3 separate regions of the Homo sapiens genome follow, and all the other regions are linked to region 3. Evidence: chromatin loops called from intact Hi-C (ENCODE). Cell type or tissue: A673. All regions are shown on one strand. Region 1 holds the start of LOC105375222 (a long non-coding RNA gene). Region 2 has its middle 32 kb from the start of NEUROD6. Region 3 has its middle 50 kb from the start of PPP1R17.

Evidence for each region. Hi-C counts contacts between places; a loop is a spot of excess contacts. Peaks named below come from ENCODE experiments on the same cell type or tissue, not always from the same donor. Only the 100,000 strongest peaks of a DNase experiment are listed, where the experiment ranks them.
Region 1: a loop joins it to region 3, with 5 times the contacts of the local background. A loop is called at or near these places in 7 of 110 quality-filtered maps.
Region 2: a loop joins it to region 3, with 10 times the contacts of the local background. A loop is called at or near these places in 15 of 110 quality-filtered maps.

The regions. Positions count from the first base shown.
Region 1 is chr7:30,979,180-30,987,179 of GRCh38, reverse strand. GHRHR (growth hormone releasing hormone receptor) reads right to left here. Exons shown (of 13, transcript NM_000823.4): 13 at 7,652-8,000. The coding sequence ends at 7,936. LOC105375222 (a long non-coding RNA gene) reads right to left here and starts at 3,356. Exons shown (of 3, transcript XR_927160.2): 1 at 2,821-3,356. RefSeq lists an enhancer at 2,187-2,712 and a silencer at 3,322-3,481. In A673, a CTCF peak has its summit at 3,412 (motif pointing left); a DNase peak (open chromatin) is centred at 3,379.
Region 2 is chr7:31,369,030-31,377,029 of GRCh38, reverse strand. No RefSeq gene overlaps it. Among named protein-coding and RNA genes, the nearest start is that of NEUROD6, 32 kb to the right of the region's middle. RefSeq lists an enhancer at 4,840-5,459. In A673, CTCF peaks have their summits at 3,305 and 3,506; a DNase peak (open chromatin) is centred at 3,469; H3K27ac peaks cover 317 bases.
Region 3 is chr7:31,732,871-31,740,870 of GRCh38, reverse strand. It overlaps a transcript of PDE1C not described here. Among named protein-coding and RNA genes, the nearest start is that of PPP1R17, 50 kb to the right of the region's middle. In A673, a CTCF peak has its summit at 4,278 (motif pointing right); DNase peaks (open chromatin) are centred at 4,320 and 6,230.

The sequences.
Region 1 (8,000 bases), 750 kb after region 3:
TCCTTCTCAACCACCCCGCTCCATGACGTGCCCCCCACTTTTCAGTGACTCCCATATCCACTTCTTAGCATTTTTACAGGCTGTCCTCTTACAACAAAACCAAATGACTCCTCCCGCTCCCTTCTGGCTCCCCCCGCCCTCCCAGAGGAGCCTCGGTAAAGGGTTGTTCTCCTGGGCTGCCCCAGCCGCTCCCTCTCAGCACCCCTGAGCCCAGCCTCCGAGTCCATCCTCCGCCAAATCCGCTCTCGCTGTGAGCTGCGCCTCCAAATCCTCTCACAAAGGCGGCTCAGCAGCACTCGGCCGGCTCAGCAGCCCCTCGCTGGGACAATCTTGGTTGGGGCCCCAGGATCCCACATTCATCCGGTTCTCCTCCCACCTCTCTGAGCACTCCTTCCCCTGCTCCGCCTCCTTTGGGGGCTCCTGCTCCCCCGTGGGATTGTGAATGTGTGGATCCCTCCAGGCTCAGCCCTCAGTCCCCTTCTCATCCTGCTCCTCACTCTCACTGCGGGGTGGCCCCACCTATGCCCTTGGCATCAAACGCCACCAATATACTGGCCACTCATGAACTCCACTTCTGAGCTGGGCCTCGCTCCTCACTCCAGCCCGCTCCTTGGCACCCTGCTGGCTGTCTCAGTGCACCCCAAACCCAATGTGCCCAAACTGAGCTCCTGCTCTTCCCCCAAAAGCTTGCTCCTCTCTGTCTCTCCTCATTCCAGTAGGCTTGTGGGACGCCTCCGTCCGTCTTCTTGCTCTCACACAGTTTCACCCCTGAGTTAGACAGCTTTGGACTTGGTCCTTATCTTTTCCATCACTATCACCCTAGTACGTGTCTCCATTTCCAGCCTCCCTGCTTCCAGCGGAGGTCTCTGCCTGAAATTCAGTCTTCGTATACCAGCCAGAGCGATCATTTAAAACACCTAAGCCTCGTCACATCACACACTTCAGTACCTTTTGGGATGAAACCTTAGCATAGCTTTCCTGACCCTGCGTGATCTGGGTGCCGCCCGCTCTACGCTCCCCTTTTCTCCCTAAGATCCAACCACAGTAGCTAACTTGCATCTCTTCCCACGCCGAGCTCCTTCCCACCTCGGGGCCTTCACACGTGCTGTTTCCTCTACCTGGTTGTTTTTTTTTTTTAATCCACTTCTTTTCCTGGCCAACTCATTCTCATGGTTCCAATCTCAGCTTAGCTGTCACTTCCTCCAGGAAGCCTTTTTATTTTTTACACTTCCGGTCTAGGTTTGGTCATCTAGATATTTGTTCTCCCAACACTTTGCTGTTCTTTCTGCATCCGTCACCGTTACTATGTGATTGCTTGAATGGTGTGCTTGCCTCTTGGTGCCACACATCTGTCATGCTTGTGGCCAGCCAGCATATTCTGAACACCCTTCTTGTGCCTGAGAACCTTGCCACAGTAGGAGGGCCCTCTCCAAGCTAGAGGTCTGAGCTTGCTGTACCAGCCTTCCTTGCAGCTAGTGGGCAGGGTCACTGGACTGTGCCATCAGGGGTAACTCTGTGGGACTTAGATCCAGAAGACAGCAATAAGAGGGAGCTGGTGCCAGGTGGAATCAAATTTTTGGCCAGCGTGGCAGGGAAGGAGTTTGGCTTTTCAGGAGAGCCATGTGGTGGTTCTGGCATTCTGTCCCTGGTGTTGGTGGTGTGAGCAGCTGTGTCCATGACCAAAAGTGGTGAAATGAGGAATTTGCCACAGTAGCCCCCTGGTGTGGGATGGGCACTGCCTCTGGGCCTGAGCTCAGGCCCTCCTAGAGACAGGGGAGCTACCTGATGTCCTTAAACTTGTCATGTTTTTGCTTAACTCAGCCAGAGTGGGTCCTGTTGTCTGCAACAGAGAGCCCTAAATAATGCCTTCTGTATCAGTCAGGATTCTCCAGAGAATAAAACCAACATTTTATATACACACCCCTCACACATACACACACACACACACACACACACACACACACACAGTGTAGAAAGAGCTTTATTGTATGGTATTGACTCATGCAATTATGGAGGCTGAGAAGTCAATCTGCCCTCTGCAAGCCAGAGACCCCAGAGGGCGGGTGGTATATTCGAAGGCCTAAGAACCAGGATCCTGGAGGGCAGAAGATAGATGTTCCAGCTCAACATCCAGGCAGAGAAAGCTCAAGTTCAACCTTCCTCTGCCTTTTTTTTTTTTTTTTTTCTATTCAGAACTTCAAGGGTTGGCTGGTGCCTGCTCACTGGGGAGGGCCATGGCTTTACTCAGTCTGCCAATTCAAATGCTAAGCCCTTCCAGAAACACCGCCACAGACACACCCACAAACAATGACTAATCGGATACCCAGGCATCCTGTGGCCAAGTCATATTGACATGTAAAATTGGCCATTGCCAACCAGACCCTAAGCCCCTTGTGTAGGGGAACATTTGGGGGTTGCTTGTAGCTGTATTTTCAGACTCTAGCAAGGTGCGTGTTCCCCAGATACTCAGTGAACACTCACCACATGGATAAATGTGTGCCCAGCAGACCCAGAGCCCTAGCAGGAATGTCATGAAAGTCCCTGGGGAGAACGAAGCCTGGGCCCGATACCACCCTCCTACCGGAACTTTCCTCCACGTATTGCTCTCTAAACTGAGATCAACCCCATTCCGCTTCCTGCCCAGCAAACGGTAGAAAGGGACCACTGCGCAGCCTGGCCTGGTGGGGCTCTAGGGTCTACACTCCCTGCCTGAGTCCCCTCATCCAGGAAGCCTTCCCTGACTGCTCCTGCCCACACTCACACCCAGTCCTCGGAGCTCCCACATCCCAGAGAGTCTGAGCCCGGCACACCAGTTCTCACCTCTAGGTTCAGGCTCATCCTTGCAGATCTTCCCAACATTCCTGGGGGCTCTCTGGGGACAGAGAATGGGCCCTTCATTTTCCTCTCTCCTCCTCTTTCTCACAGAGGAGCCCGAACATAACAGGAGGGAAGTCCGAGTTTCTTCCTTCTCTTTAGGAAACTCTCCTCTCAGGACCCGCGGGGAGGCTGGCTGGAAGGAGGACACCGGGGTAGTTGGGGGTGAGTCCTGCAGAAAGCCTGGGACCCAGGGAAGCCCCTGTGCTCCGGATCTTGCACGGGCTCTCGTGGTCCCTGATTCTCCTGTCTCTTCAGCTCTCACTCTTCTTAATCCGCTTCTTATTCATCAACACTGGGGTCTGGGGCAGGGGGCGGGGGGCGTGGGGATGTCTTGCTCCTCCACACTCCCGCCATGACCCTCCCTCCCAACCTAGGCTGCCCAGACCAGCAGCCCCTTCTCCACCAGCCCCTTCGGCTCGCTGAGCTCCAGTCAGGCCGCAGGGGTCCTGCGTCCATCTCCAGCGTCAGCTCAGGCAGGCAGCACCGTCGGCCCAGCCAGGGCTCTTGGCTGCAGTTAGACTGCCACCTGGTGGCCAGGATGATCATTGCGCTTCTCAGCCTAGCTCGTTGCTTCCCATCCAGTGTCCCTGGTGAGACGTCCTCAGACATCATCTCCTGAGCAACTCCCCCCACCCCCCCGCTCAGTTGTGGAAGCTGGAGTCCTGAGAGAGGAAGAGCTTGCCAGTCAAAGGATCTGCCCAGGAATCTGCATCGTAGGCCCAGTCTGCGAATCCCTGTCATGGGAGAGACAAGAGAAGTGATAGGAATTTGAGGCTCCAGTTGAAACTAAAAGGGAGCAAGTGGTGAACCTGCAGCCATTGTGAAACCTGTAGGCGAGGGATGGACAGTTCACAGAGTGAGCTGCTTCTGCCACTGCCAATATCATACACTCACTGCTGACACTAATGGCTAACTAACCACCAACTAACATTAACTAACGCTAACCACTCACTGCTAACCAGCCACTAACACTAATCACTAATGAACCACCAACACTAACTAGCCACTAACTACTCACTGCTAACTAACCAGTAACACTAACCACTAAATAACATTAACTAACACTAACAGCTAGCTGCTAAACTAACTGGTAACTAATCACCAACACTAACCACTAACATTAACTAATGCTAACCACTAACTAGCCACTAACTCTACCAACTGCTAACCACTAAAATTAGTCACAACTAGTATTAAAGAGCACTAACCAAGCTAACTAACACTAACTACTATCACCACTATGCTAACACCATTACTAACAGTGCTAACACCAGTTAAAACTCAGAGAAACATATAATGATGCCAGCCAGGCACACTGGCTCACGCCTGTAATTCCAGCACTTGGGAGACCAAGGCAGGAGGATTGCTTGAGCCCCAGAAGTTTGAGACCAGACTGGGCAATATGTACTGAGACCCTGTCTCTACAAAAACATTTTAAAATTAGCCAGTATGGTGGTGCATGCCTGTAGTTTCAGCTACTTGGGAAGGCTGAAGCGGGAGGATCACTTGAGCCCAGAAGGTTGAGGCAGCAGTGAACTGTGATCACTTTACTACACTCCAGCCTGGTCTACAGGTGAGACCCTGTCTCAAAAAATAATAACAATGCAGAAAAACTGTAACACTTATATTGTTTGTGCAAGAATTCTCTAGACCAATTTTCTGGGAGGCAATTTGCCAACAGGTACTAAAAGACTTATCATGTGCATTGCATTGGTTCAAACATTCTTCCACATTAGGATAATTTATTCTGAAGGTCTAGGAGTTTAAGTTTTTGTCTTTTTGAGGTATACATGAAAAAAATGTATGCAAGGAAGTTTATCATCACAATTTTTTTTTTTTTTTTGAGACGGAGTCTCGCTCTGTCGCCCAGGCTGGAGTGCAGTGGTGTGATCTCAGCTCACTGCAAGCTCTGCCTCCCAGGTTCACACCATTCTCCTGCCTCAGCCTCCCGAGTAGCTGGGACTACAGGTGCCCGCCACCATGCCTAGCTAATATTTTTGTAATAAATATTTATTTTTAAAATCGACAGAAACTTTCACGAATAAAATATGTTAAATAACTATTGGCTAAATAAATAATATTATATAGACTTTTCAAATTATGTAGCGGAAAAATTGTCTGCAAATGTTCTCCAGCAAACACTCATTTACTCATTTTTAATAACTGCTTTATTGAGATAGAATTCACGTACCACAACATTCACCATTTTAAAGTGTACAATTCAGTGGTTTTCGTGTATTCTCAGAGTTTGCAACCATCATCACGATCTAATTTTAGAACTTTTCATTACCTCAAACAGAAATAATGGAGCTAATATCCCATCGTATGGATATTCCACATTTTGTTAATTCATTCATAAGTTGATGGATGTTTAGGTTGTTTCTACTTCTTGGCTACTATGAATAATGATGTTATGAATATTCATGTACAAGTTTTGTGTAGACATACATCTTCAATTCCCTTGCCTATATACCTAGGAGTGGATTTTCTGAATAATTCAGTGTTTGACTTTGTGAGCAACTGTGCAACTTTTTACCAAAGCACCTGACAATTCTCTGGTCCCACCAGCAATGCATGAGGGTTCCAATTTCTACACATTCTTGCCAATACTTGTTATTGGCTATTTTGTTTTCCTTTTAGCCATCCTCATGGACATGAAACAATATTGCATTGTGGTTTTGATTTACATTTTCCTAATGACTAATGATATCGAACATCTTTTCAAGTGATTATTGGCCATCTATATATAATGTATATTGTTTTAATGCATACAAATCATATGAAATTTTACAAATATAATCTCAAGCTACTTCCAAAACACAGAAAAAAAATCTTTCTGGAAACATACAAAAGTATCTATGGTGAATGTCTTGGTAATAAGATGATGATTGATTTTTTAAAAAATCCTTCTGTATCTCCTAAATGCCTGCAATGAATATGAATTACTTTTATGATTTGAGACTGAATATGATGGGTTTTCAGACTGGGCCCGCACTTTGACATTTGTCTGACCAGGAAGGTGCCAGGCAGCCGGGCGTCATGGGCAACAATGTGGCCTTGGGCTTCATGTAGCTGTGTCTCCATTCCCTGGAACTCTCACGACTGTAAGGAAGGAGGATGTCCATCTGCTGCGTCCACCAGATACACACTTGTGAGCCAGCACAGGTAAAGGATGCCTACTCCTTCTGTTCCCAGTGCATGAGAAAAGATACCTGGTCCAGGCAGGCCATGGAGGACAAGCTAGATCCTCCGTGCAGAGGAGAGGGCCACCATGCAGGGGATCACAGAGAAGAGAGGCACCCAGGCAAGGACCAGGACAAGGCAAATGGCACCTGGCGATCAGCCCGAGTAGGCCTATTCTCTGTACTGGAATCTCCCTCCACCACTGTCAGTCAATAAATAGGTCCCCACGGACAGAGCCTGGGTCTCCTTCTCCTCCCCGCTGCCAAGAAGGAGGTTGGAAGAGGGACAGACTATGTAGATGTGTTACATTAAGGGAGTCCTCAGTTGGGTGGGGGACAGCAGGCAGTATGCTGGGACCCAGGAGGGCACACAATGGGGACGACGTAAGAGAAAGACCTGGAGTTGAGGCATCTCCACTCCAGAGGAAAATAGGGAAAGAGACTCAAGCAATTTCCAGAAGAAGAAACCCAAAAGGCAAGCGGGTACAGCAAGAGATGTTTACACCCATTAGATATCAGGGAGATGCAAATTAGGACAACAGTGCCATGGCACTTTACACCCATTTGGCTGGTGAACATTACAAAGCTGGGTAATGCCAAGTGTTGGTGGGGCTGTGGGACTTAGGGACCTCAAGAGCTGCTAGTGGGAGTGCAGAACTGAAGCATGCAATCTGGCACCTCCGAATCACATCAACAGGTGGCATAACGGATGCCCAGCACTGCTCCTCCTGGGTGTGAGTCCCGGACAGAGGCTCACTCTCACAGATCCTGGAGGGGACCGGCATGTGCATGTTCACTAGAGTGCAGGGGAGACAGGACAGGACAGTAACACGTGGGTGATGACTCTACACAGCACCACATACAGCCAAAACGACAGACCAGATGTATGCAGGGAAACACGGGAGCATCTCTCTCTCTTTTTTTTTTTTTTTTTTAAGACAGAGTTTCGCTCTTGTCGCCCGGGCTAGAATGCAGGGGCGTGATCTCGGCTCACTGCAACCTCCGTCTCCCGGGTTCAAGCAATTCTCCTGCCTCAGCCTACCAAGTAGCTGGGACTACAGGCACCTACCACCACACCCAGCTAATTTTTTGCATTTTTAGTAGAGACAGCGTTTCGCTATGTTGGCCAGGCTGGTCTCGAACTCCTGACCTCAGGTGATCTGCCTTCCTCAGCCTCCCAAAGTGCTGGGATTACAGGCATGAGCCACCGCGTCCACCCCGGGAGCATCTCTTAAAAGCACAGTGCTGAGGGGGAAACGTTAGAAGCAGGATGAGGCATATGACCAACAGCATTTATGTAAATTAAAGTACAGACACACAAAACACCACGTATTTTGCAAGACACACAGAAACACAAGTATTCACATTAAGCATGCTCTCTTTGCCTGTGAGAGGAGGCGAATGGGAGTGGTGAAGGCAAAAGAGAGTACATTTTAAGAATAAATAAAACAAGAGGCCCCTTGCACAGATAAATAATCATAATGTAGCATGAACTGAGGAATGATGAACGCAACTCAGCACCAGACGTCTAAATAAAGAACGCAGGTGCGCTCCCCTTTAAAGGCCCATTTACTCACTCAAACATGCGTCTATTCATTTACAGGTTTATTGGCTCCTCTGAGCCTTGGGCTAGAGCCCCAGGCCCCAGTAAGAGGAATGGATGAGAGCAGACACAGAGGGACCACAGAAGTCAGAGGTAGACATACAGGGACCTCAAAAGAGAGTCAGATGCAGAGACAGGGAGGAAGGGCTGCACCTGCCCCGGGCTGGGTAACAGCTGGGGTGGGGATGTGGCCCCCTTGCTCCTCCAGAGCATGGCAGACCCGTGGTAGCTGCCCAAATTCAAGTGTGGACTCCAGTGGCGTGATGAGGCAGCCTAGCACATAGATGTCAGCACCTTTGCCGCCGAGCGGGAAGGCGTGGTCCACTTAGCACGGGTCC
Region 2 (8,000 bases), 360 kb after region 3:
CAATAAATATTTTGAATAGGATTGAATGTGTGAATTCATGAATGGATGAGTCAAGATATGTTTGGTGTTATCAGTGCCTGATGAAGAAGAGACTGGTTTTTTTGTTTGTTTTTTTGAGACGGAGTCTCGTTCTGTCACCAGGCTGGAGTGCAATGGCATGGTCTCAGCTCACTGCAACCTCCACCTCCCAGGTTCAAGTGATTCTCCTGCCTCAGCCTCCTCAGTAGCTGGGATTACAGGCGCCCGTCACCACGTCCGGCTAATTTTTGTATTTTTAGTAGAGACGGGGTTTCACCATGTTGGCCAGGCTGGTCTCGAACTCCTGAGCTCAGGCAATCCACCTAACTCGGCCTCCCAAAGTGCTGGGATTACAGGCGTGAGCCACCGTGCCCGGCCAAGAAGAGACTGTTTTAATGAGTTCTCTAAATGAATGCTGCCTCCACATGGGCCTGCTACACATGGAGAAAGCAACGTAAGCAACAATAAACTTCTGTGCGTTATCTTCTGCTTCAAGCCACCAATAATATTAATTAGACCTGCAGCTGGTAGCACAAGCATAATAAAAAATAGTCTTCAATGTGTTATATAAGGCAAATAAGCCACTTATTTTTAATAACCATATTGCTATTTATTCTTGGGATGAACTTGGATAACTTTACTTCTTTGGAGTGAAAGGCACTTTTTTGACAGCAAATTCAGTTGTTAGCCTACATATTTTTATATCCATGGAATTATAGGAGTTTAACTTCCGGAAACCTTATTCAATCACAACCTGGTTCATTTTCACCCATGCCTTGAAAAACATGTCAAATCTTATTGTATTGAATGTCTCTATTAGTTAACTTGGCCACAAGTTACAGCTTAGAAATATTTATGTTCTAGATAGCTGCCAGTCAACTCTCATTCTTCATCATAAAGGGCATCAGACAATTTTAAATGGTGGAAAACCCAAGAATCAGTTACAGAGCATTCGTGTGAGCTTTTAAGATGTATTTATTTATGACACAAGGTCTTGCTCTGTTGCTAAGGTTCACGTATTTATTTTTTTACTGTTTTCTTCTGTCACACAATATGTCCAGGCAAAGGTGCATGTATTTAAATGTGCAGAGATGTGGCGCTCTTAGAATTCTCTTTAAATAAAATAGATAAAACACATAATGAAGACCTGATGCAGGAGGAGTTGAAAATTTATATCACATATTTTTCTTACCAGTACCTAGACTGTTCCCCCACCTCTCCTTTGCCATGCTGTAGTTTGGCCAAATCACCACTTAGAAAGAAGCAGGCTTCTTTTATGTTATTTGTGTTTCTGTTGAGCACATTCAATATTGACTGAGCCATGTACTTGGTCCTAAGGGGTCAGATATGAAAAAGACAAAATCTCTGCCTTTGCTGGGGAAGCCTACCAGGAAGTGCTGAGCAGGTACAGGTGGGGTGGCTGTTTCCAGCTAAGACACAGAGTGTGATGCATTGTGTGTAAATGGACGGTGTTTGGTTAGAACCGCAGAAGTGTGTGGAGACTGAGAGGGCCAAAAAAAGCAGACAGGGCACAGTCATGTGAGGTCCTAAGTCTTATCCTGAAAACATCTGGAACCATTGAAGGATTTGGGGCAGAGGGGTGATATATATGTTCAAATACGCAATTTGGAAGGATCCCTCTCGGAGCAGTGAGGAGTTTGGACTGGAGCAGGGAAAAGACTGGAAGCAGAGAGGCAGGATCACTAGGTACAGAGAAGGTCACAGAAACATAGATGAAAGCTGAGAGGAGGTTGAGCCAAGATAGTGTCTGTGGGTACAGAGGTAAATGGGGGGCACCTTTTGGCCTAGAGAGTGTAACTATTTTTACTCAAAATACCTTTTGCTGGTGGCAAGCACCAAAGGGAAGTAAGCAAGACAGGAGATGGTAAATGATGACCTAATTTTGGTAAATTCTCTGGAAAATCTCACTAGGAATTTGATGCAATTCATCTCAGATAATTTGAGGTATGAATGATCCTAAGTAGAAATGCAGATGTGTGCTTCTAGGTAAAGTCAGGTGCTAATAATTACATTGGTAATTCTTCATTATAATGAGGCTATGTCTGCACCCTGGCCACCACCTCAAAACTTTGCTCTCCTGTTAGGCTCACGACATTTTCCACTGGAGGGGATGTGAGGCCAGTTGTGCTTTGATCTATGTTCACAAGTTCCTCTCCATTTAATACAGATTTCTTCCTTCCTTCCTTCCTTCCTTCCTTCCTTCTTTTTTCTCTCTCTTTTTCTTCTTTCCCTTTCTTCCTTCTTTCCTTGATTCCCTCCTTCCTTTCTTTCTGTCTTTCTTCTAGTTGGGAAAAGTATGTCTTTTGGGAATGCAGTAATAATTATATTAAAAAGATTTTACACACACATAAATGTAATGCTAGCCACACATTCTGTGGCTGTTTGATGTGCTGCTGAAAGTTATCTCCCTGTTGGATTTAATTAATCATCTCAAAAATATCTAGGATCCTGCACCTACACAGGTAAGCACAGAGAAATTCTAAAACGACCTTCATTCTTAGCAGACAGAAGGTTTGCTGAATCACTCCCAAATGATTCCTTGGTAAGGGCCCCTTTCTTCCTCACATTGCTCCTTCTCCTCACACACAGTGGCCCCGGTGGAGGGAGGGGTTCTGTGGCAGTGGAAATGTCTGAGTAGCTACACTCTCCCTGCCCCAGCAAGATGCTGAGTTCTATTAGTCAAAATCTACCCTGTATCAGTCACCATCAGCACTTTCCTTCATATGCTCCTCTCAACTCTGGGAGGAAGACAGTAGCCTTGCCTCGTCTGTGTCCAATGCATTGGCAGGCTATGTATATCTATACATGTATCATTGAGCATGGTGGCCCCGGTGCTTGCATCACAGCCCTTCGACTCACATCTGTTTTCAGTGACAGCTTGTCTGGTTTCAGATTCACCCACCTTAAGTGTGTACCATGTGTCTCCACTTTCTGTTCTGGGGACTTCTCCACTCTGTGGTAAAATGCATCATCCTCAGAGGCAGCCCTTACTCCATATGGGACAGGAGCTGGCAGACAAATGGCCCAGCCTCCCGGAGGCACTCTACCCTGCTGAGGAGGTCTCCCTGGGCTCGAGCCTCTGCCGTGCTCAGCAGCCCCTCCGTGACATACCCGAAGGTCAGCTTCTCCTTATTCTGTGTCACCCTCAACTGGGATCCACAATTTCCAAAGAAACCACTGTATCACGTCCTTGTCTCGGGCTTTGTTTCTGGAGGAACCTCTATTAAAACAAAAGCTATGTCTGGCACCTAGTAGGTCCTCCATGAAAGTAAGTTCTCAGCCCCTTCTTCTTCCCATTGTAGAAATGAGGACACTGAGGCCCAGGGGTTCTGAGTAACTTGTCCAAGACCACACAGCCTGAGACCCACAAAGAAGTCAAATTGAAGGCCTCTTTCTGGTGGTTTCTATCTCAAAAGCTGCCTTTTGCTCTGTCCTGAACAAACCAATGAGGACCCCTAGTGGCATGAACAGAATGGACATGCAGGAACTGCAGATAGTGCCTTTGACCAGCCTGACCCCGATTCTGGGAGAAGTCTAGCCTTGCAAGTCAGCAACAGGCTCCTAATTAGGCTCCCTCCCGGGTGGTGCTGAAACCATGGGGGCTGTCCCATCAGATGATATTTCTCTTTCTTGTAGAGGAAAGAAGAGCATCTTATTCCTAGGTTTTCAGGGAGGCTCTCTCTCTGGATGTCAAAGCTCCCTTTGCTGGTTTGGACAATGTCTAGCCTCTCCGGCATCAGACAATTGCTTTGTCAATTCCTGAAGTGAGGGAGATCCCTGTCTACCTGATGGAGCATCAGCAAGGGGCAGGGAACAGGTCTACATCAAAACAGCGTTCAGACAATAGGGCATTAGCTGAGGACCAAACTGCCTTGTGTTGGGGCATCCTCCCACCAGGGTGGGCACAGAAACCCACAGGCCTCCCAGAGTGCAGTGCATTTGCAGAAACTCTGCTCCTTTCAGAAACCTTTGCAGCCCACAAGCATTCATTCAAGAGATGTTTGATGGGTGTCTTTGTCTTCGACATGCTCACACCTTTCAGCCCCCACGATGTCAACCATATGCTCCTAATGAGCAACCCGTGTTTATTATAACAGGGTCTCTTTATCGTGCATGCCCTGTAGCCAACTGTGTCACACTCTCTTCTAAGAAGCTTGGGTATGTGGAGTCATTGTTCTGGGCAGGCTGGATCAAGAGCTACCGGAGGTTGTGCAGTGTCGAGGAAACAGATGGAACAGATGGGGACGCTGTGGCAGAGCACAAACCCAAGAGAAGAGCCAACGGGTGCTGGACCAGCCGCACAGGGTGTAGGAGTGAGAAGGAGGCAGAATTTGGCTTTACTCATCTTTTTTCCCAGCTGGTGAATCCACCTTCTTCTCCTTTACCTGCTTCCTACCTAAGGTATAATTCATGTGTTAGAAGTCCAGGCTCCCCTAAATGCAGGGCAATCCCCCAATTCCTCCTCCTCTAGGACCGCCTGCTTAGAAGAAAGACAGCTTACAGACGTATAACTTGGGGGAAGCATAAAACAAAATAAGCTAAGTACAAAGGGCAGATATGAAACAGATTTTTTTCAAGGCTCCAACTGTGGTAGATATTATAAGCAGAACAGATTTCATATGGAAGACATTGACAAGGAATAAACATAGCACCCAAAGCTAGCGTTTTCAAGGATTTGCTTCTTTGAACATAAGGGCTTTTTAAAAAATCACATTTTTATCAAACAATGAGCAGCAAAATCTCTCCCCCAAAATGGCAAAGGCAGATCAAACCTAGGTATGGGTTACCTGTATTTGCAGGAACTGTTTCAAAAATCCCATTTCAATTTGCTATGAAAGCATGCGTTGCCCTGGCTTTCTAATCTATGTTGAAAGCTCAAAGGTTAAAGAGACTTGGCTGAATTTGTCTTAAGATATAGCCTTTGTTCTGATTCAATCATTTATTTGAATTTAATATTTTAAAGGACACTTCAAACAGACTTCACAATGCACTGTTACCATCCGGGCCATATTTATTGTTTAATATTTAACTGGGGAGATTTGTCAAAACCCTTAAGAATTAATGGTTGCAAACTTGTGGAGTTAAAAGGCTTGTGGAGGAAACCATTTGCTAACAACAGGGAGACAATGGCCCTGCAGGCTGGGCCACCAGAAGGCAAATACACATTTGGGGGTCTAGTGGCCTGGTGAGCCCAGCTACCCAGACAGCAGGAAGTGCAATTGCCTTTAAATAAATATTCTAATGTGTTTAACTTCTGAACTATAAAGCTCAGCTTGCGCCTTAAGAAGAGAGGTGAAGGTGAGAGCAAAACAAACTGTTATTCCATGCCTTCTACAAACACACACAAGAGAGTCCCAGGGCTCAGAAATGAACCAACTGCATTGAAATGCACCTCTGACTAAACGATCTTAAGACCTGGAGAAAAACATTTTTGATCATCAGGATCCATGGATGTTGTCTATATTTTTATGATATCAAACATCAAGAAGAAAATGAGAAACCTAAATATCTATATATAGGTGAATGGATCATGTTGCAGAGACAACATATCAGGGTGGCTTACTGAATTTGTTCATTCAGATATTTCTGTGTTCTGTAGAGCAACAAAGCTGGGATTTTTCATAGCTCTTTATGTCCTTCACAGTGTGGTCCAATCATTTCAGTTAAGTGTCCCAACTATGCCGATTCCTACGAAAATAAAAATGGGTGATAATCTGTTCACTAAAGCCGAGAAATGTTATAGAATATTTTACAGACATAGTGCCGACCACCAGACTGAGGAATTGAATGCCCAGGCTGAAATTTTCGGCAGGAAAAAATATATTTTCCTGTGAAGAAGGCAAACCACCAGCAGAACCCCATGAATACCCCAGACTGACAAGCATTGGGGCTGGGGCCAAGGGGGGGCGGCCATAGGAACAAATCTCAATTTTCTGAATGATGCCATGAAATAGTGTAGCTTGTAGTCTACACTCTTCGCTCTTAGCATGTACTTGGCCAGGTGGGGCACAAAGCCAACCTGGAGCAACTATAAATGACACTAATAGGGATCATGATGGCCTGGGGGTCTGTCTCCCACCTCTAATCTGGAGTAGCTAGGGCCTCTAGGCAGGAGTGAGCGACACAGCTGTCAGCAGGGTGAAAAAAACCACCCTGCCAGTGGCTTCAGGAAGTGTGAATGGAGCTGACAATGGCGTCATTGCTGCTGCCTGGGCTGCACATGGCAGGCCAGGTACTAAGTGAAACAGAGAGCCATGGGCAGGCAAATGCTGCTCCAGAATGCAAAATCGCTTCTGGCTATATTTCCCACTCTCTCTTCTCAAGCATCTGGAACCTTTATCTGCCAAAAATAAAACCACAGAAAAGATAAGCTGCTTTCATTTCTTTTTTGTCTGGAACTAAAATACATGTGAAGAGGGATTTATAAAATTGCCAACAATGCCATAACAACACTTTAAAATAAACAAGCATCCATCTCTGCTCCCACCCGCAAGGGTGAAAATTCACTAGACATGTGAAAAGATTCACTTGACCCAAAGAAGTAGCAGAGTCAATTTCCCAAAACAATATAGATTAATGGCAAGAAACTTAAAAACTGTATTTTTGGAGTTGCACTCTAAATTTGGTATATTTCAGCATTGCCTCTCTGCAAAAGAAAAATCTACTTCCAGGAGTGGATGCTTTCAGGTGAAAAATAGAATTTTCAAATATAAAAATGCAAGTGAAGTGGTAAACAGCAGAATAGAAAGTGCAGAAAACTGAATTCATGAATTGAAAATCCAGCTTTTGAGCTTCTCCCAGAGCTCATCGTAAAAGGACAAACATGGGACACAGGATATGCAGAAAGATCAATGACATGGATGATAGATCCACAAGACACAACGTAAGTATGGTGAGAAAAATATAAGAAAATAGAAACATGCAGGAAGCAATTCTCTAATATAAAAATAACAGCAGAAAGATTCCTGTGAGGAAAAAAAATACAAGGTGCATCTGGGTTTCATGGGTCCATTACACAGATAGTGAAGAATGGCACATAGCACGCAAATTCTACTTACGTAGTTGTATTTGAAAGACAAAGAAAAGCAACCTATACATAGTCAGACATCGGTGATTTTCTGTTGCTGTTGTTAAAGGTAATCTAGTTTTAAAAAAATCAGATTAAAACTCAAACCCAGAAAATAATTGGGAGAAATATGTAAAAATAATTTGAAGAAAAACTTAAATCGTGTTTGAAGACAAGAGAAAGCTTTTTTTTCTGACATGCAAGGGCTAAAAGTGTTTATCATTCACCTATGCTTTCTGAAAAATGTCCTCACAAAAGTATTAATATGAACAGGGGGCAGAGAAGTTCTAGGCAGAAAAGGGCAGGTCCTTGACAAAACCCCACCTTCAAACCGAAAGGCCTGAAACTGCTGCTTAAAGTGAAAACTTCTATCCCTGTTTTCCTGCTTGAATGTTGCCTTTTCCTAAATTACACATAGCCTGCCCCACCCGGCATCCTGTGCCTGTAAAGACCCCAGGCTCAGCCAGCAGAGAGGAGAAACAGCTGGATGACAGGGACTATGGCTGGACATTGGATAGAAGCGGCTTGACTTCAGAGGGACAGCTTGATGGCATAACTCGGGAAAAGAATCCAGCCAGAAACGGCCGGACTCCAGGGGAAGATTACCTACCTCCTGTCTCCTTTTCAGCTCCCCTTCCCACTGACAGCCACTTTCACTGGCAATAAAATTCCCTGCATTTAGCATCCTTCAGTTTATTCGTGCGACTTCTTTTCTCCTGGATGCTGGACAAGAGCTCAGGGGACACAAGTGTGGATACAAAAGGCTGCTACACTGGCCCTTTGCCCTCAATGGCAGAGGGCAGCTGCCTCATGTGAAAGGGCAGAGGGCTCACTGACTGTTCATACTTAAGCCGTCCACGGATGACAGAGCTAAAAGGGCACTGTAACATGCCCT
Region 3 (8,000 bases):
TCTCAAACTCCTGACTTAAAATGATCCTTCTTCCTCAGCCTCCCAAAGTGCTGAGATTACAGATGTAAGCCACCGTGCCTGGCCTGAAAATGCAATCCTTGATGAGATAGTGAGGCATTTTTCCTCAATTAGTACATGAATCCATTGCCATATATTATTTATTGCTAGAATGATATGATGTTTCATTTTTAGCATTGAGAAAACTAGTTCACATAAATAAGGATATGGAAATAGAAGAAGTTTTATTATAGTAATGTTCCTTAAATCTTTGAACTCTCTTTGGGTAATGTGTCAAAAATAAGCACATGGTAATCTAGCATTCTGACAGCTTAAATAGATCTTATTTCAATTTTGTTATAAGTGAAGAATTGGAAACTACTTGAGTTGGAGAAGGATTTATAACCCAGGCATTTGAATCATGCACTTTCTCAATTTTTTAAAGTGCACTAAAAGTCTTACTTAGACTCATCAAATGATTATAAATTAGATATCTATATGTGCCTGTCTGCATGTGTATACATAACATATGTATGTTAGTCATTCACTGCTTGGAAAAAAAGAAACATTAGTTATAACACACCTTTGCCAATATTGTTATTTTTCTTGTGTCATGTTGGAGGGTGGCATAGTGGGTGACTTTGTTTGCAGAATTCCCTAAATAGCAGCAAAGAGCCCATTGCCATCCAAAGGAATCCCATGAGGGCAGCTCAAAGAGAGTGGAAATGCCACATTCTAGCCCTTCAGAGCAAAAGGTGCAAGACATGGGGAGACAAGTGCTAGAGAGGCTTACACAGCCAGTATTTCATGGCATGCCTTCCTTTTGTAGAGTGGGAAAAGGTAAGATAGGAAATGACAGCCTGCATGAACGTGTAGGCCAGTTCTCAGGCAGATCGGTTTTGGGAAAGAGAGAGAAAGTAAAGTCAAAAATTAGGAAACTAAATTATTTAAAGTGTTCTACGTCAATGTGCCCTCTGAAAGTTCATGATCCACATGGTGGGCAAATCCCATTTGCAGACTGCTGTTTGAGACCACCATTTTGGGTGCCTAATTGGTTCTCCTTGGGTGAGGACACTAATTCTAGGGTTTTACATTTTTGTTTAGTTGGGGGAGAGGGCAACACTGACTGAGTGTTCACCAAACTGGTTCCCTTTCCTGCACTGAGAGTGTGCTTCTACGTGACCATAAGGAGGACCTCCACTCGTGCACTGGGCTTCTGAGCACACCTCCATTATTGAACTTATTCTGTAGCTCCATGGCTTGCTAGCTGTGTGACCTTGGACAAATGATCCAATCCTTCAAGTAACCACTTTCTTTGGATTAAGTGCATATCCTAGCAGCCGGAATGATTACATTAGAAAATGCACTAAAGCTCATAACATAGTGCCCGACACATGGTCAGTGCTCAATGAATGATTATTTACATTCCCATCAAGATCACGATGCTTCCAGGAGCCTTTATAAAACAAGGGCATTCCCTCTCACCCATGGCGTAGATTTCTAGGGACCCCATGAAGGCTCTCTTGCACCCTACCCTTTCTATAAATTTTCCTTGAACTGGCTGATGCCTGAGTGAGGCTTTATTCCACTCATATAAAGATGAGATCATCACTAAAATTTGCTCCAGAAGAGCTGGTGTGTGTGTGTGTGTGTGTGTGTGTGTGTGTGTGTGTCTAAAAGTTACTGCTGACGTCAATCACTGACGTTTTAGTGAACAGGAAATCTTCCAGAGTTCTGCAAGAAGAACTCAATAGGTAATCAGACAGCATGAGCAGAAGGAAGTCAAGGATTTGAGGATGGAAACAGGCAGGTGGGGGCATTTATAGGGGTGTAGGATGAGGTACATGCATATGTATATGTGGGGGGCAGGGGTGTGGGGGAAGGGGAATGAAGTCAGGAGGGGAACTGGTATTCTCCAAGGAGAACAAACCCGTCCTGAGCATTTCCTGTGAGAAGGTCTCCATGGCACAGGCTTTCCTGTGCTAGTTCATCACATACTCACCACATCCTGAGGCAGCCATTACCATCCTGGTCTACCTGGGAGAACATGCAGGCTGAGAGTGCTCTGTGCCCCGCTTCAGGTGACACAGGTGGCACCTGGGGATGCTTCTGTTCCAACCCAGGTCTTCCTGAGTCCCAAGTCTTATTTTTTCCTCACCAGCTGGCCACCATCTCCAAGAAGCCCCTGGGCTTGCTGCCCTCCTGGCCCATGGCGGCTTGGTGCTATGGGAATTATGCCCCCTGGGATGGCCTTGCAGAAATGCCTCTCCTAGCTGGGTTGCTTTTCAAGCAGCACCTGTGATATGGCTTGGCAGTGTCTTCACCCAAATCTCACCTTGAATTGCAATAATCCCCACCTGTCAAGAGCAGGGCCAGGTGGCGATAACTGAATCCTGGGGGCAGTTTCCCTTATACTGTTCTTATGGTAGTGAATAAGTCTCGGGAGATCTAATGGTTTTATAAATGGTAGTTCCCCTGCGCAAGCGCTCTTGCCTGCCACCGTGAAGATGTGACTTGCTCCTCATTCACCTACCGCCATGATTGTGAGGCCTCCCCACCCATGCGGAACTGTGAGTCCATTAAACCTCTTTCCTTTGTAATTACCCAGTCTCAGGTATATCTTTATTAGCAGCGTGAGAACAGACTGATACACCCTGATTCCATTGAGATTGGGCTCATGTATCCTCTCTTTAGCCCTTCTCACCTCACCCTCGACTCTTCCTGGGTCTCGCACTGGCCTGCTAGGCTGCGTGGCTGGAGGGAGGTGTACACTGAGCATCGTCTAAAGCTGATGCCAGCACTGGGGCACAGGAGAGGACTGGGTGACAGCAGCGGAAAGGTGGGCAGGGATAGGTAAAGGAACTCCAGCCCAAAGGGGAAGGAGACAAATCCCTATGGGCATCTACTAGGGTTTTTCAGGTTTTCTATGCTGTTATTTAACCTATATAACAGTCCTTTGAGGCAAACAGGGCTTAAATCTCTGGTTCTTACCTCTCCTTATTTATGATGATCAAAACTAGAGTGTTTTTGAATGGTTATTGCAGAAGAAATGGACTTTTTTTTTTTTTTTTTTGAGATGGAGTGTCGCTCTCTCACCCAGGCTGGAGTGCAATGGTGCGATCTTGGCTCACTGCAACCTCCGCCTCCTAAGTCAAGCAATTCTCCTGCCTTGGCCTCCCGAGTAGCTGGGATTACAGGCACCCACCACCACACCTAGCTAATTTTTGTATTTTTAGTAGAGACAGGATTTCACCATGTTTGCCAGGCTGGTCTCGAACTCCTGACCTCAGGTGATCCGCCCACTTCAGCCTCCCCAAGTGCTGGCATTACAGGCATGAGCCACTGCACCCAGCCTGGACTTACTTTTCTACACTACAATATCTTGGAGTAGAGGCAATGTTTTATATTTGAGAGTGAATTCAGACTTATGTTGGCATGTCAGTCTGAACTACTGAAAAGCTACATTTTTGATTCTGGGTTTCAAAAGAAACAGTTTTATTGTATATGAAGCAAAGAGACCAAACTAGGTTAATGGTGGTGGTATTCATTTATCTATATATTTTTTTCTATAGCTATGGTTAGAATTAGAAGAGTTGGTGGGGTATGGTGGCTCACACCTGTAATGCAAGCACTTTGGGAGGCTGAGGTGAGAGGATTGTTTGAGGCCAGGAGTTCAAGGTCAGCTTGCTCAACAAAGTGAGATACCGTCTCTACAAAAAAAAATAAAAATAAAAATAAAAAAGTAATAAAATAAAATTAGCCTGGTGTGGTGGTGCATGCCTGTAGTCCCAGCTATTTGGGACACTGAGGCAGGAGAATCACCTGAGCCCAGGAGTCAAGGCTGCAGTGAGCCATGATCACACCACTGCACTCCAGCCTGGGTGACAGAGTGAGACTCTGTTTTGTTTTGTTTTTTTTAAAGGGGGAAAAAAAGAATTAGAAGAGTTGTTATAATGAACAACTAGTTTGTAATTAGAACATCAACTGCGTTAAGTGGCTACTTTGCAGATGCCTGAAGGAAACTTGATTCGGCCTCCCCACCTAATTTTACACTGAGCCTCCCCCCACACAAGGGATTCTCATAATTTGGAATATCATGTCTCCTTTTTTGTGCACCCATAGCATTAACTCTATAACATTTTTATCTGTGAGAAAAAAACATTTTGCCAGGCAGAAATAAACCTCAACCTTGCATGAAGGATCACAACACATTGAACACGCAGATTCCAAATCAGTGTTTCCCAAGTGTTAAAGGCTCTAGCATTAGCAAGCAACTGCAATGTGACAATTTTTCCTGCAGGTGGCGGTGGTGTGTAGGGAAAAAAGCCACACGGTTGGACCAAGGTTTCCCAGGATAGAGAAGAATGGAGGCTGGCTTGGTACGTTCCACTCAAGTCAGCAAACACATATTGAGCCCTTCCAGTCTCCAGGCACTGCCTTAGGTGTGGGGTGGATCCAGTAGGAGTGAACCTGGGTCTCCAGTTTGGGGAACTCACAGTCTTAGGGAAGAATGTGTCCTTGTCTATTAGGCAGGATTATTCGGGCTGCCCTTGGAAAACTTAAAAATCAAGCCCACAGCCAGTTTTTCTCTGTCTACAGGCCTCATTGTAGGGACAAAGAAATCCCTAAGGCAAGCCTGCCCACATTTCCAGGGAGTACCTGCTGGTACAAGACCTGGAACGAGAGTGCGTCTTTGCATGTGCTTGGCTGTTCTCATGGGCGTTCATCTCCCCACTGACTCTACAATCAATCAGCCCTTTGTATTTGTGGGTACTACAGCCTTGTGTTCACTCAACTATGGATTGAGAATATTTGGGGAAAAAAAATCCACAAAAAAATTTGCACACAGCAATGCACTGTTGAATCCACGTGAATGTGTAGGCATTGTATTAGGTATTATAAGTATTCTAGAGATGATGTAACATATATGGGAGGATGTGCATAGGTTATATGCAAATACTATGCCGCTTTATATAAGAGACTTGAGCATCCTTGGATTTGGGTATGAGGAGGAGGTCCTGAAACCGATCTCCCACAGATACGGAGGGATGACCGTATATACAATTTCGCCACTTCTGCAATTATAATCTATCAAAGGCACAGAAGAAGACAAACAACATGCCCTAGAGCCACAGACCCAAAAGGAAAAAGAAACGGTTGTTTTTTCACCTTCTACTCAGGAGCAGACATTCTATTTTGTAAGCATTATTTCATTTAACATTTATGACTACCCCAAGGTGACAGAAGCAGCTGTTATTCTCACTTGACAGATGAGGAAACTGAAATTCAAAGTTCACAATGTCACCTAACATCCACAGCTACTAAGTGTCCAGGGCAGGATCTGAAGTCTGACCCCAGCGGATAGATGCCTTCTGTATGGTTTGATGAGGCAATAGCAGGCCTGGGACGTTTGCTTATACTGCCCTCATGACACTTAAAGGCAGTGCTTTTTTTTTTTTTTTTTTTTTTTTTTTTGAGACAGAGTTTCACTCTTGTTGCCCAGGCTGGAGTGCAATGGCATGATCTCAGCTCACTGCAACCTCCGCCTCCTGGGTTCAAGCGATTCTCCTGCCTCAGCCTCCCAAGTAGCTGGGATTACAGGCATGCACCACCATGCCTGGCTAATTTTGTATCTTTAGTACAGACAGGGTTTCTCCATGTTGGTCAGGCTGGTCTCAAACTCCCAACCTCAAGTGATCCGCCCATCTCAGCCTCCCAAAGTGCTGGGATTTCAGGCGTGAGCCACTGCACCCTGCCTATGCAATCCTTTTCAAATATTAATCAAGTGCTTACAAATCACCTATGGATCTTGTAAAAATGAAATTCTGATTTGGGTGGGGCGGGAGGCTCTGCATTTGTAATGAGCTCCCAGGTGACATCAAAAGATGCTGATTGGGGGACCATACTTAGAGTAGCAAGGCTTCAATTTGCAGAGGTCCCTAAACTTTTAAAATAGTCTCGGCAACTCTAGGCCAAAAGATATTCCTAGTCTACTTTTTAAGTTATTAGGTCCAAACAACTAAAGTCTTTATGTTCTAACAACTTGGCAGCCATATGAAAAACTTATTCATATATAAAGAAGAAATTTTTTTTTGTTAGATTACCACAATTACTTACTAATGGGACATATGTGCCCCGGGGCCTCACAGCTTCTCAAGCCTTGAAATGAGATGGGACAACACCGCCCTTATTTCCTGTTCCATCTTGATTTTTTTCGATAATTGCTCTTGGGCACGAAACAGTTTTAAGACACAGCTTGATATGACATCATCAAAAGGAATTTTGTGCATGTTGAAATGGGAAGCTAATTGGAAATACTAGTTCACATGGAGTCTGACAAATATCCCTCAGAAATCCCTGCTGTATTTCCCTTAGAAATTTAAAATATCCTGTGGCGTCCCAGGGCTCCTTGGTGCAGGGGCTTTCATATACTCTCACTTGTATTAACCAACAGCAGTGCAGAGAAGTGGACCGACCTTCGGACGAGGAGCCAAGAGACTCTTTTGCTAGAATTCTGTGTGGCTTTTGCAGGTTGCCAACCTCTGGGGCCCCTTTTCTGATGAAAGAGGGGGGCCCTAGAGCCGCTTTAACCTTTACGACCATTCAGATATAAAATATGTGATTCTAATATTCCATACACACATCTCAGCTCCCCTGTGAGATTCAGCTCTTCCAGGGCAGGGGCTGTGTGTTACTCGGCATCACACCATACGGTGCCTTCCTCATACTAGGTGCTCAGTAAAGAGCTGTGGAACAAATGCCTTCTGAAAACATCTGAATCAAGTTTTGGTGGTGGGGGAGGGGTAGTTTTATTACTTCTTTAAGATCCAAAACGTTTTTATGCATGAAAAAAACATTTTTTTTTTCTTTGAAACAGAGTCTCACTCTGTTGCCCAGACTAGATTGCAGTGGCATGATCTCGGCTCACTGCAACCTCCGCCTCCCAGGTTCAAGCGATCTTCTTGCCTCAGCCTCCCGAGTAGCTGGGATTACAGGCACCTGCCACCATGCCTGGCTAATGTTTTTGTATTGTTTTTTTTAGTAAAGACAGGGTTTCGCCCTGTTGGCCAGGCTGGTGTTGAACTCCTGACCTCAGGTTGACCCACCCTCCTCAGCCTCCCAGAGTGCTGGGATTACAGGCATAAGCCACTGTGCCCGGCTGAAAGAAGCATTTTTAATGGCCAGTGTTTTAGTAATAACTTCAAAAAGAGATGAAGGCATGTAATGTAGTATGTATGTATGGGTATGTAGTGTCACTGCATTCCAGGCAGCAGGAATATAAATGGCAATGTATGAGGATTCAGATGCAAAAGCCTGGATTCTGATGACAGGATAACTGCTTACTGCTTCTGAAAACTTGGGCAAGTCACCTGATTCTCTGCACGTCAGCCTCTTTATCTGCTTAATGGGAGCCATAGTGGCTGTTCTCTGCCTATGAGATAAATAGGAGCATCAGAAAAACACTGAATGTGAAACTGCTTTGTGAGTTAGGAATCCCAATTACCACCACCTCACCACCCTGGTCTTCTCACCATCCCCTCTACAAGTTGACTGTGCAATATGCTCAGCAATGACATTGGCCTCCCAAAGCCATAATCAAAGATTAGAGATCCCTGCCCAATGCCACCACCTCAATCATGGGCCGCAGATGTTACCCAGGTGATTGGAAAGGAGGTATTAGGTGACGGCAAGGAGGTGCTCAGTCTCTATCCATTTGAGAGGTAACAACCTAGGCACCATAAGTCCATTTAGCTCATAAATATGTATGTGCCCTTTAGGGGAAAACCTTTAACCCTGATCCAGGGAACAAAAGAAAATAGACATTGAAAGAATGCTTACTATTTTTCTTTCATTGGAACAACCTTATGGAATGGCTTTCCGTTAGGAATGGAAATTCTAAGCTCACAGCCTGACATTTTCCCCTAAAATGATAGCACCACCTTCCAATCCCGCCTTAATGTACAGATGAATCACTTTTTTCATTCACCTAATTCGTCAGTCAG